Regions from separate parts of the Homo sapiens genome. Here all the other regions are linked to region 3. The links are chromatin contacts, found by Hi-C or POLR2A ChIA-PET in ENCODE. All regions are on one chromosome and are shown on one strand. Each heading gives the region's core, a stretch centred on a gene start or an enhancer-like site at or near the end of the contact. The rest is flanking DNA. Distances are from core to core; before and after follow the strand shown. Region 1 holds the start of OIP5-AS1 (OIP5 antisense RNA 1). Region 2 holds the start of BMF (Bcl2 modifying factor). Region 3 holds the start of RMDN3 (regulator of microtubule dynamics 3).

Region 1 (3,298 bases), core at 799-3,298, 530 kb after region 3:
TTACAGGTGTGCACCACCATGCCCGGCTAATTTTTTGTATTTTTAGTGGAGACAGGGTTTCACCATGTTGGCCAGGCTGGTCTCGAACTCCTGACCTCGTGATCCGCCTGCCTCAGCCTCCCAAAGTGCTGGGATTACAGGTGTGAGCCACCACGCCTGGCCCCAGTCCAAAATATTTAAAGATTGTTTCCTTAGTGTCTTGAAGTTTTGCACAAAATTCTTTTTTTTGAGATGGAGTCTCACTCTGTCACCCAGGCTGGAGTGCAGTGGCGTGATCTTGGCTCACTGCAACCTCTGCCTCCTGGGTTCAAGCAATTCTCCCACCTCAGCCTCCCAAGTAGCTGGGATTACAGACGTGTGCCACCATACCTGGGTAATTTTTGCATTTTTAGTGGAGAGGGAGTTTCACCATGTTGGCCAGGTTGGTCTTGAACTCCTGACCTCAGGTGATCCTCCTGCCTCGGCCTCCCAAAGTGCTGGGATTACAGGCATGAGCCACCGTGCTCAGCCGCAAAATTCTTTATGAATTTTACACTTGGCAAATGTTAATGACGGAAGCCATAGTCTGCTCCTAATACATGTCCAAAGCATTGACTGTTGTGTCATTAGCTGCCTGGTTACATTAGCTCCCTGGCTTCTTGTTTAGACCACTGCTAATCCCTTAAAAACAAGAGGTCTGGCACTAGTAGCACAACCTAAGGTGGCATTACAGATCTTTGAGCGAGCCACAGCAACTTTTCTGCCAAGTCAGCTTAGTTTAGACTTCAGTGAATCAGGCTATTGCTATCCTAATGTATGTCTCTATGAGTGTATTTAGCCACACATCTGCCCTTGGTTGACTTTCTGACTCATTGCTTGCTTGCTTGTTTCCTTGCTTTGGAAAACTATTGAAGATTGCTAAAAAATACCACTGCAAAGTGATGGAAAAGGGTGGAGAACAGGGGAGTAGCCAGGCTGGATGGCTCAAATATAAATGAATGAGGAATTCTTTATGAAGTATCAGTCAGATTTTATGATTAAGTGATGTAATATAGGAATTATGTAAAAGGGAAGAATGTCTGATACTGATCTATTAGAGAGGTACTTTAGAGGCTTCTTGATTGGCATAAAGTTCCTAAGGTTATAGATTTTCCCCCCTTTTGGCTGTATAGCAAAGTGTTTTAATCCACGGTTGTGCCTTATTGTTCCATTAAAATTGTATCTTCGATCCATCAATAAATACTTGTGGTTGAAACAAAATAACTTTTGTCCATTTTACAAGAATTTTATGTAACTTAGTCCCTTCAAGTTTGAAATCACAGTGTCTCCCTTACTCAAGTTTATGTCTGTACGGTCAGCTGCAGTCTACTCTGCTGCTGCCTGGATATATGAAGTGGAAACATTCATCGAGGGGCCAGCACTTTTGGCTTCGACATGGTTTTGTCAGCCGTGGCCACTTCCCATTCATTCCAGCTAAGACGCAATTTCTATTCTTGACTCCCTGACTCCTTAAATGTAGAAAAAGCCTAAAAATCCAGTATATGTCCATTCCTTAAATTGCCCACCTCCTCATTCATGTGCAGCCTCAGCGGTGACATACTCTGGTTTTACATGGCTTTTTCTTTGCATTTCTTTTTTGAGATGGAGTCTCACTCTTGCCCAGGCTGGAGTGTAATGGCACAGTCTTGGCTCACTGCAACCTCCGCCTCCCAGGTTCAAGCAATTCTCCTGCCTCAGCCTCCTGAGTAGCTGGGATTACAGGCACGTGCCACCACACCTGGCTAATTTTTGTATTTTTGGTAGAGATTGGGGTTTCACCATGTTGGCCAGGCTGGTCTTGAACTCCTGACCTCAGCTGATCCACCCGCCTCAGCCTCCCAAAGTGCTGGGATTACAGCCACCGTGCCAGGCCAGGAATCTGCATTTCTAAGAATCCACCCAGATGACAGCCCTCTTGGTGTTTGGCAAGCACAGTGGACCTACACTGCCTACGCTGGGCCTCGCTTGTCATAACCCCGAAGAGGAGCCACCCCACGTATACCCTCCCTGCTGTCACGTGTCCGTGTGAAGAGACCACCAAACAGGCTTTGTGTGAACAACAAGCCTGTTTATTTCACCTGGGTGCAGGTGGGATGAGTCGGAAAAGAGAGTTCAGCAAAGGGTGGTGGATTATCATTAGTTCTTACAGGTTTTGGGATAGGCGGTGGAGTTAGGAGCAATGTTTTGTGGGCAGGGGGTGGATCTCACAAAGTACATTCTCAAGGGTGGGGAGAATTACAAAGAACCTTCTTAAGGGTGGGGAGATTACAAAGTACATTGATCAGTTAGGGTGGGGCAGAAACAAATCACAATGGTGAATGTCATCAGTTAAGGCTATTTTCACTTCTTTGTGGATCTTCAGTTGCTTCAGGCCATCTGGATGTATACGTGCAGGTCACAGGGGATATGATGGCTTAGCTTGGGCTCAGAGGCCTGACACCTGCCCCTCTGGGAAATGATGCAGAAGAAAGGATGCCCTACAGTTGGGTGTAGCAAACAACAAAACTGCCAGTTACAGCAGGTTTCCTCTATGCAGGAGGGCCTTCAGAAAAGTGACGAATCCTTCTCTCCTGTATTGACCAAAGCTGTAAACAGCCGGACAACGTTTGGGCCCTTTAAGAGTCAAAGACAGAGACAAACTGGAAGCATTAAATTTTTTCCCTAGGTGTTGTGCTACCCCTGGATTAAAAGCCTGGGCGCGGTGGCTCATGCCTGTAATCCCAGCACTTCGGGAGACCGAGGCGGGTGGATCACCTGAGGTCAGGAGTTCGACACCAGTCTGGCCAACGTAGTGAAATCTCGTCTCTACTAAAAATACAAAAATTAGCTGGGTGTGGTGGCATGCGCCTGTAGTCCCAGCTACTTGAGGGGCTGAGGCAGGAGAATCGTTTAAACCCGGGAGGCGGAGGTTGCAGTGAGTCAAGATCGCGCCACTGCACTCCAGCTTGGGCGACAGTGAGAGACTCTGTCTCAAAAAACAAAACAAAACAAAAACCCTCGGGCCTGAGAATGAAATTATTAGTACTACAGTTTAACCTAACAGTGGCTTAAAATAGTCACGCGGCCTAGCCACACTATCTTACCACGTGGTACAGCTTCTACGGCGGAAATTTTACATTCTTAATAATTGAATTACAAAAGCATTTCTCCCTGTTACCTCAATTCTGGGACCCAATCCGGATCGAAAGAGTGGGGCGAGTGCTATTGATTGACGTGCATTCCAACCAACCTACGACGCAAGGAGAGCGCGCGCGAGCAAGACGATGCCCAATAAACACTC
Region 2 (2,955 bases), core at 226-2,725, 650 kb before region 3:
CCTTCGTCCCATCCCATCCCTGTCCCTGAGCTGTCTATGGTCCTGTCTGTGCCCTCTTCCCTGGAGAATGAGGAGATGCCTGCTAGGATGGCAAGCAGCCACGTGGTGTTCTTTGGACCGTGTTTCCCAAGTGTGTGTGTGTGTGTGTGTGTGTGTGTGTGTGTGTGTGTGTATGGGGAGGGGGGTGAGGTGGTGCACTCCAGCTTATTAACAACAGGAAACAAAATTTCCTGATGAAAGGACCAAGTGCTGTCCCGCCAGTCACCTGGCAGGGGCTCCCCTCCAGCTCTCCAACCTCCTCTTCTCAGGCTAGCAATCTTGACCTAAGAAGGGGCCCTCAAAGCCAATCACCAGCACGAGTCATTGTCTTGGTTTTTCCTTTGAAGCCTATCACCTTCCCCTCCCCCTCCCAGCAAAGCCCCAAAGTTCAACCTTTGCCTGGACTGGACAGTGGGGGAGGTGCAGCCAGAAGGTGTGGCTCTGCAAGCCCCAGGGACCCCTCTCACGCTCCACAAACTGTAGGTGGCTTGCCTGTAGGTGGGCGCCTCTGGAGGGGTGCTGGCCAAGGTCAAGGGTAAACTAAGAGAGGGTGAAATTTTTCTCCTGAGCTTAAGAGGTGATGTCCAGAGCGGTGGGAGGAGGAGGGCACTTCCTGAGAACAGGGCCAGGGAATGCTTTATTCCTAGCAAAGGAACTCAAGCCCCGCTGCAGCCATCCCAACCCCTAAGGGCTGGAAGAGGGATGCTGAACTTAGACTCCTCCTCCTCTTAGGAGAAGGCAGTAGTCAGACACCCAGATCCTCGACAGTGACTAGGAACACACACACACACACACACACACACACACACCCCAGACCTGGGTGACTCCAGGAGAGAGTCTCGGCCTCCGAGTCGTGATGCCAGGGCTCCGCGCCAGGGTCCAGCGTGACGAGCACTCGGGGGCTGGACGCCCAGACTCGATTGGGAAGGAGGGAAAAAGCCCAGCTGTTAAGGAGAGGAGCCTTCAGACTCCGCAGAGAGGCAGGATGCCCCACAGCTCCTGTCCTATCCCAAAGTCAGACCCAGAGGCTGGGCCGTTCTCGGGCGCCCAGGTCTGCTCAGCAGTGCACCCCAGGTTCCCCTGCCTACCTGGACCCAACTCCTTCGAGTCCCAAATGCTACCCCCAAGTTCCCTCTTGGAGCAGCGCACCCAACTGTGGGTTCTGCACCCCGTTCCCTCACCCCAGCGCCCCAGTTCTTCATGGTCACCCCAGACGTCCGCAGCCCAAACCCTTCCCGGGCCCCCGTGCGCAGCGCGACTCCGCTCCCCACTTCCCCAAGGAGCTGCGATCCAACTCCGCCCGGCCCCCGGCGGCCACCCGGGCGCTCACCGGGCTGCGGCAGGAGGCGGGAGGCGCAGGCAGGGGCGGCGGCGGCGGCGGGCACAGGCCGGGGCGGGAGGAGGCCACTCCGCACGGTGCGGTATTGTTTCCAAAATACGCCTGCTCGGGGCATCCCGCAAACAGCTGATGAGGCCCCGCCCCCCTGCGCGTCACGCCGAGGACTGACCAATGGCGAGTGAAGCGCCAAGTCCCGGGCTGGGCCGCTGCCAGGGACGGTCACGAATGTACGAACCTTCCCATGGAAACATTGCAAGGGGCCGAGCAAAATTCCGACCGTCGCCAGAAGCGCAGTCGGAGCGCCGTCGCCAGTGCGGATTCTGTCCCTAACACAGGCTCTGGAAGCGCCAGAGAGTCCCTGAATCCTCTGTATTAGGTGTGGGAGAGGGGGCGCCAAAGTAACTTTTGTCTTCTTTTTCACGGCAATGGGCAGAATAATTGCTGCGCGTCCACAAAGGGAGGGGGGAAGGAGGCGGGGAGTTTTTTTATGAGGCTGGTGCGTCCAGTGGGTGCAGGGTGCAGGGTGCGGGTCCCTATGGGATCCCAGCCTCAGGGGAAAGCTCCCTCCCGCCTGCCGAGCAGGTCGGAAGAAAACTGCAGCTCCAAAGCTGAAGGTGTGTTTGAAACAAACACATCCAGGGGAGCCCTTAGGTCCTCTTCTTGACTGGGCGTGGGCACTGGCAAAATAAGCACCTGGCTGAGAAGCGGAGCGCTCAAGAAGGCCGGGGCTGCTTGAGCGGTTGACACATATCTCGCATATGGCAGCATTTAGAGACTGTGCTGGTGCTGCCAGGAGAGCAGCATGTCCTGCAGACCGCGTAAGGGAGTCTATGGGCTACTTCACAGGCATTTACCGAGCACCTACTCTGTGCCAGATATTGGGCTGAGTGCCAGAAACCTGGCGTCTGCCCTCAAGGAGCTTACAGTCTACTAGGAGAGGTAGCCCTGAAAATAGTGAAAAGTTATTGGAATTGTATTCATTCCAAGGATAATGACTATTGAGGAATGCAGAAAAATTCAGAATACAAAGGCTGGAGAAGGCCTCAGGGAGACAGCTTTTAAATTGAATGGGAAATATTTTTCAATAAGGAAAACCAGATGCACATGTCTCACGCCTGTAATCCCAACACTTTGGGAGGCCGAGGCGGGTGGTTCACTTGAGCTCAGTGGTTGGAGACCAGCCTGGCCAACACGGGAAACCCTGTCTCTACTAAAAATACAAAAATCAGGCGGGCGTGGTGGCGCATGCCTGTAATCCCAGCTACTTGGGAGGCTGAGGTAGGAGAATTGCTTGAACCTAGGAGGTGAAGGTTGCAGTGGGCGGAGATAGCGCCACCGCACTCCAGCCTGGGCGACAATGAGACTCCGTCTCAAAAAAATAAAAATAAAATAAAATAAAAAAGAATAGCCCAGGCCTAAGGGTAGCAGACTGAAGTGCTGAGCTGGAGAGCTTACCTGTGCAGGGAGCAGAGGGAGGCTTGGTGACTGGATCATTGGGTGCACACTGAGATTTACGAACGGTAGGCATGGGCAGGTGGGTTCAGGTCAGACTACAGAGGTGTCCCTGGAATGCCAGA
Region 3 (2,815 bases), core at 222-2,721:
ATACCATCTTTTTGAATCTTGGTTTCCTCATAGGAGGGATAAAAAGAAAAAAAAACTTGAATGAGATAGTTGCCAAGTTGTCTTGATAGTTGCCAAGTTGTCTTCAAATTCTAATATATGATTTAATACATAAGCCTCAAGACTTTTAATCCCTACAAGATTATTCTTTTTGCCCTCTTTTGGACTCTTCCTCTACTTATTACACACCTCACCCAACACTAAGCAAGTGCCTTTAATACCCACATAGCACTATTGTGGCCAGAACTAAAAGTGAAAGTTAAACAGTCTTTTTGAAATATACTTTCTTGTGAGTACAGGCGAAAGAGTAGAGAAAACCACGACTGCTTTTTTTTTTTTTTTTTTTTTGAGACAGAGTCCCACTCTGTCACCCAGGCTGGAGTGCAGTGGCGCAACCTCAGCTCACTGCGGCCTCCGCCTACCAGGTTCAAGCGATTCTCGTGCCTCAGCCTCCCCAGTAGCTGGGACTACAGGCCGCGCCACCACGCCCGGCTAATTTTTGTATTTTTAGTAGAGATGGGGTTTCACCATGTTGACATCTGGTTGAACGTTGGCCAGGCTGGTCTTGAACTCCTGACCTCAGGTGATCCGCCCGCCTCGGCCTCCCAAAGTGCTGGGATTACAGGCGTGAGCCACCGCGCCCAGCCCGACGACTGCTTTTTCAACAAGCTTCCAAAAAAGTGAAACCCTAAAGCACTTCTCTCCGTTACCCTGTCCCACAGTCTCCACCGAAAGCAGCCCAGACCTCAGGCCCATTAGTCTGCAGTGACCGCGGTCTCAGGAGACGGGCTCCTACCGTGGCGTCCGGGATCTGAAGTCTGCGTATAGTCCAGGGAGTTGGGCAGGCTCTGGCTGCGGCCATGACGCTGGGTCCGTTTCCATCGCTGGCTGTAAAGGAGGCACAGGAATCCAAGGCCGGCGGCGGTACCCAGCAACAGTCCCAGCCCGGCACGGGCACCACCCAGGGCTCCCAGTCTAGACATGCTGCACCTGCGGCCAGCAGAAGTCACCGGGAGCAGGCAGGCGGGCGGGCGGGCGGGGGTAAGGAGAGAGAGAGATTCGTGAACCCGGTAAACCCACCCTCAAGGCTGAACCCCGGCAGGTATCCCCTTGCCCAAACCCTGAGCTCTCGACTACGTGCACCCCAGTCTGAACCCTAAGGCTTCCTCCAGCCTCCTGGGCCCCACTGCCTCTCTTCTCACCCAGCCTGGACGTAGCCGCCCCTCCAGTACACCCCCCGACCCGGGTCACAGAGTCCGGCTTCTGGGCCTTCAACCCCCACCTCAGCCTCACGACACTGCAGACCACAAACCCGGCGCCCTGGCTGCAAACTCCTGGCCTTCCGCCGCGGCCCCCGAAGGCGCTCTGGCCTGGCAGGAGATCCACTCAGACCCTTACCCGGCCGCCAGCCACCATGGCAGCAGCCGCCGCGGGCTCACGCTGTCAGTGACCGTGACGTCAGGCAGGCGGCGCCAGGTGCTCGGCGCCCTGCGGGAAGGCGCAGAGAGATGACCGCGCCGGCCCCGCCCCTTGTCTGTTTCCCTCAGGGGCGGGGCCACGGGCGCCGCCGGAGGGGCGGAGTCAGCACAGAGCGCGAAAGGAAAGCAAGAAGGGGCCCAAGACAGGGGAAAGGCGGGAAGGCAGGGAGACTTCTTGGGCGGACGCTCGCGCAGTCACCCTCACCGTCCGGCAGCCAGGCCTCCATTTCCCTCCGGTCACACCGGCTTAACTTGCTGCTCCCGGAATACGCTCAGCATATTCACACTTTCTACCTGCGCTTCTGCCTGGACCTCCCCTCTGTACCTGGAAAACGTCACGCTCTCCCCACATTTTATTTTTATTTTTATTTTGTAGAGACTGGGTCCCGCTCTCCTGGTCTCTCAAAGTGCGATCCGCCCGCCTCGGGCTCCCAAAGTGCGTGAGCCGCCGCACCCGGCCATAAATCTTAAACCTAACGTGCTGTCTTATAATTCTGTTTTACTCTTGTAATTGTATGCAACTTCTTATAATTGTGGCAACTAAAAAGACCGATTTTATGGACTATGATAACAATTTTATTGTGAACATTTCTTAAGAGTTAAAATTTAGTTTAGTGAAAGAAATATCTAGGCCAGTCCTCCCAATACCCTTGACTAGATCTTATATTTATTTACCCTTTAATTGTGAGATATTGTATACATATAAGAATACAGGAGGCCGGCCGTGGTGGCACGTGACTGTAGTCACAGATACTCTGGGGGCTGAGATGGGAGGATCACTTGAGCCCAGGTCGTCGAGGCTGCAGTGAGCCATGATCACTCTGGGCAACAGAAGTCAGGATATCGAGGCCACCCAGGCCAACCTGGCGAAACTCCGTCTCTACTAAAAGTACAAAAATTAGCTGGGCATGGTGGTGCACGCCTGTAATCCCAGCTACTCGGGAGGCTGAGGCAGGAGAATTGCTTGAACCCAGGAGGCAGAGGTTGCAGTGAGCCGAGATCTCGCCACTGTACTCCAGCTTGGGCAACAGAGTGAGGCCTCCTCTCAAAACAAATAAACAAAAACAACAACAACAAAAAATATATTTATATATATATAAAGTATATATATATATATACACTTTATTTTGGAGGAAATAAAAATTTCCTCTGGAAACCTTCCCAGATCACCACCTTGGTGAAATTAAGCTTTTCACCCTGCTTTGCTCCTGTGGCTCTATTGCCTCCATTATACTTTTTTTTTTTTTTTAGACGGAGTTTCGCTCTTTTCGCCCATGCTGGAATGCAGTGGTGCGATCTCGGCTCACTGCAACCTCCTC

The links. Hi-C counts contacts between places; a loop is a spot of excess contacts on that map. ChIA-PET counts read pairs that join two places held with the same protein, here RNA polymerase II (POLR2A). Pooled maps may share reads with other maps.
Region 1: a loop to region 3 is called in a map of B cell, with 21 times the contacts of the local background. The contact joins the promoter of OIP5-AS1 here to the promoter of RMDN3 in region 3. A Hi-C loop is called at or near these places in 3 of 168 maps with a recorded cell type or tissue (B cell, CD4-positive, alpha-beta T cell and dorsolateral prefrontal cortex), 1 of 37 single-sample maps with no recorded cell type and 13 of 50 pooled maps. POLR2A ChIA-PET finds 5 or more read pairs at or near these places in 1 of 52 experiments (activated T-cell).
Region 2: a pooled map shows a loop between it and region 3 (5-fold over the local background). The contact joins the promoter of BMF here to the promoter of RMDN3 in region 3. A Hi-C loop is called at or near these places in 6 of 50 pooled maps. POLR2A ChIA-PET finds 5 or more read pairs at or near these places in 2 of 52 experiments (AG04450 and GM10248).

Annotation. Positions count from the first base shown.
Region 1 is chr15:41,280,649-41,283,946 of GRCh38, forward strand. OIP5-AS1 (OIP5 antisense RNA 1) reads left to right here and starts at 2,049. Exons shown (of 5, transcript NR_152821.1): 1 at 2,049-2,070. It overlaps CHP1 (calcineurin like EF-hand protein 1), which reads left to right. Exons shown (of 7, transcript NM_007236.5): 7 at 1-1,239. RefSeq lists an enhancer at 2,237-2,978.
Region 2 is chr15:40,107,404-40,110,358 of GRCh38, forward strand. It overlaps BMF (Bcl2 modifying factor), which reads right to left and starts at 1,476. Exons shown (of 5, transcript NM_001003940.2): 1 at 1,370-1,476; 2 at 856-983. RefSeq lists an enhancer at 79-774 and a silencer at 1,284-1,533.
Region 3 is chr15:40,753,783-40,756,597 of GRCh38, forward strand. It overlaps RMDN3 (regulator of microtubule dynamics 3), which reads right to left and starts at 1,472. Exons shown (of 13, transcript NM_018145.3): 1 at 1,301-1,472; 2 at 815-1,008. The coding sequence starts at 1,001. RefSeq lists a silencer at 863-1,077 and enhancers at 1,193-1,402, 1,613-1,732, 1,823-1,932.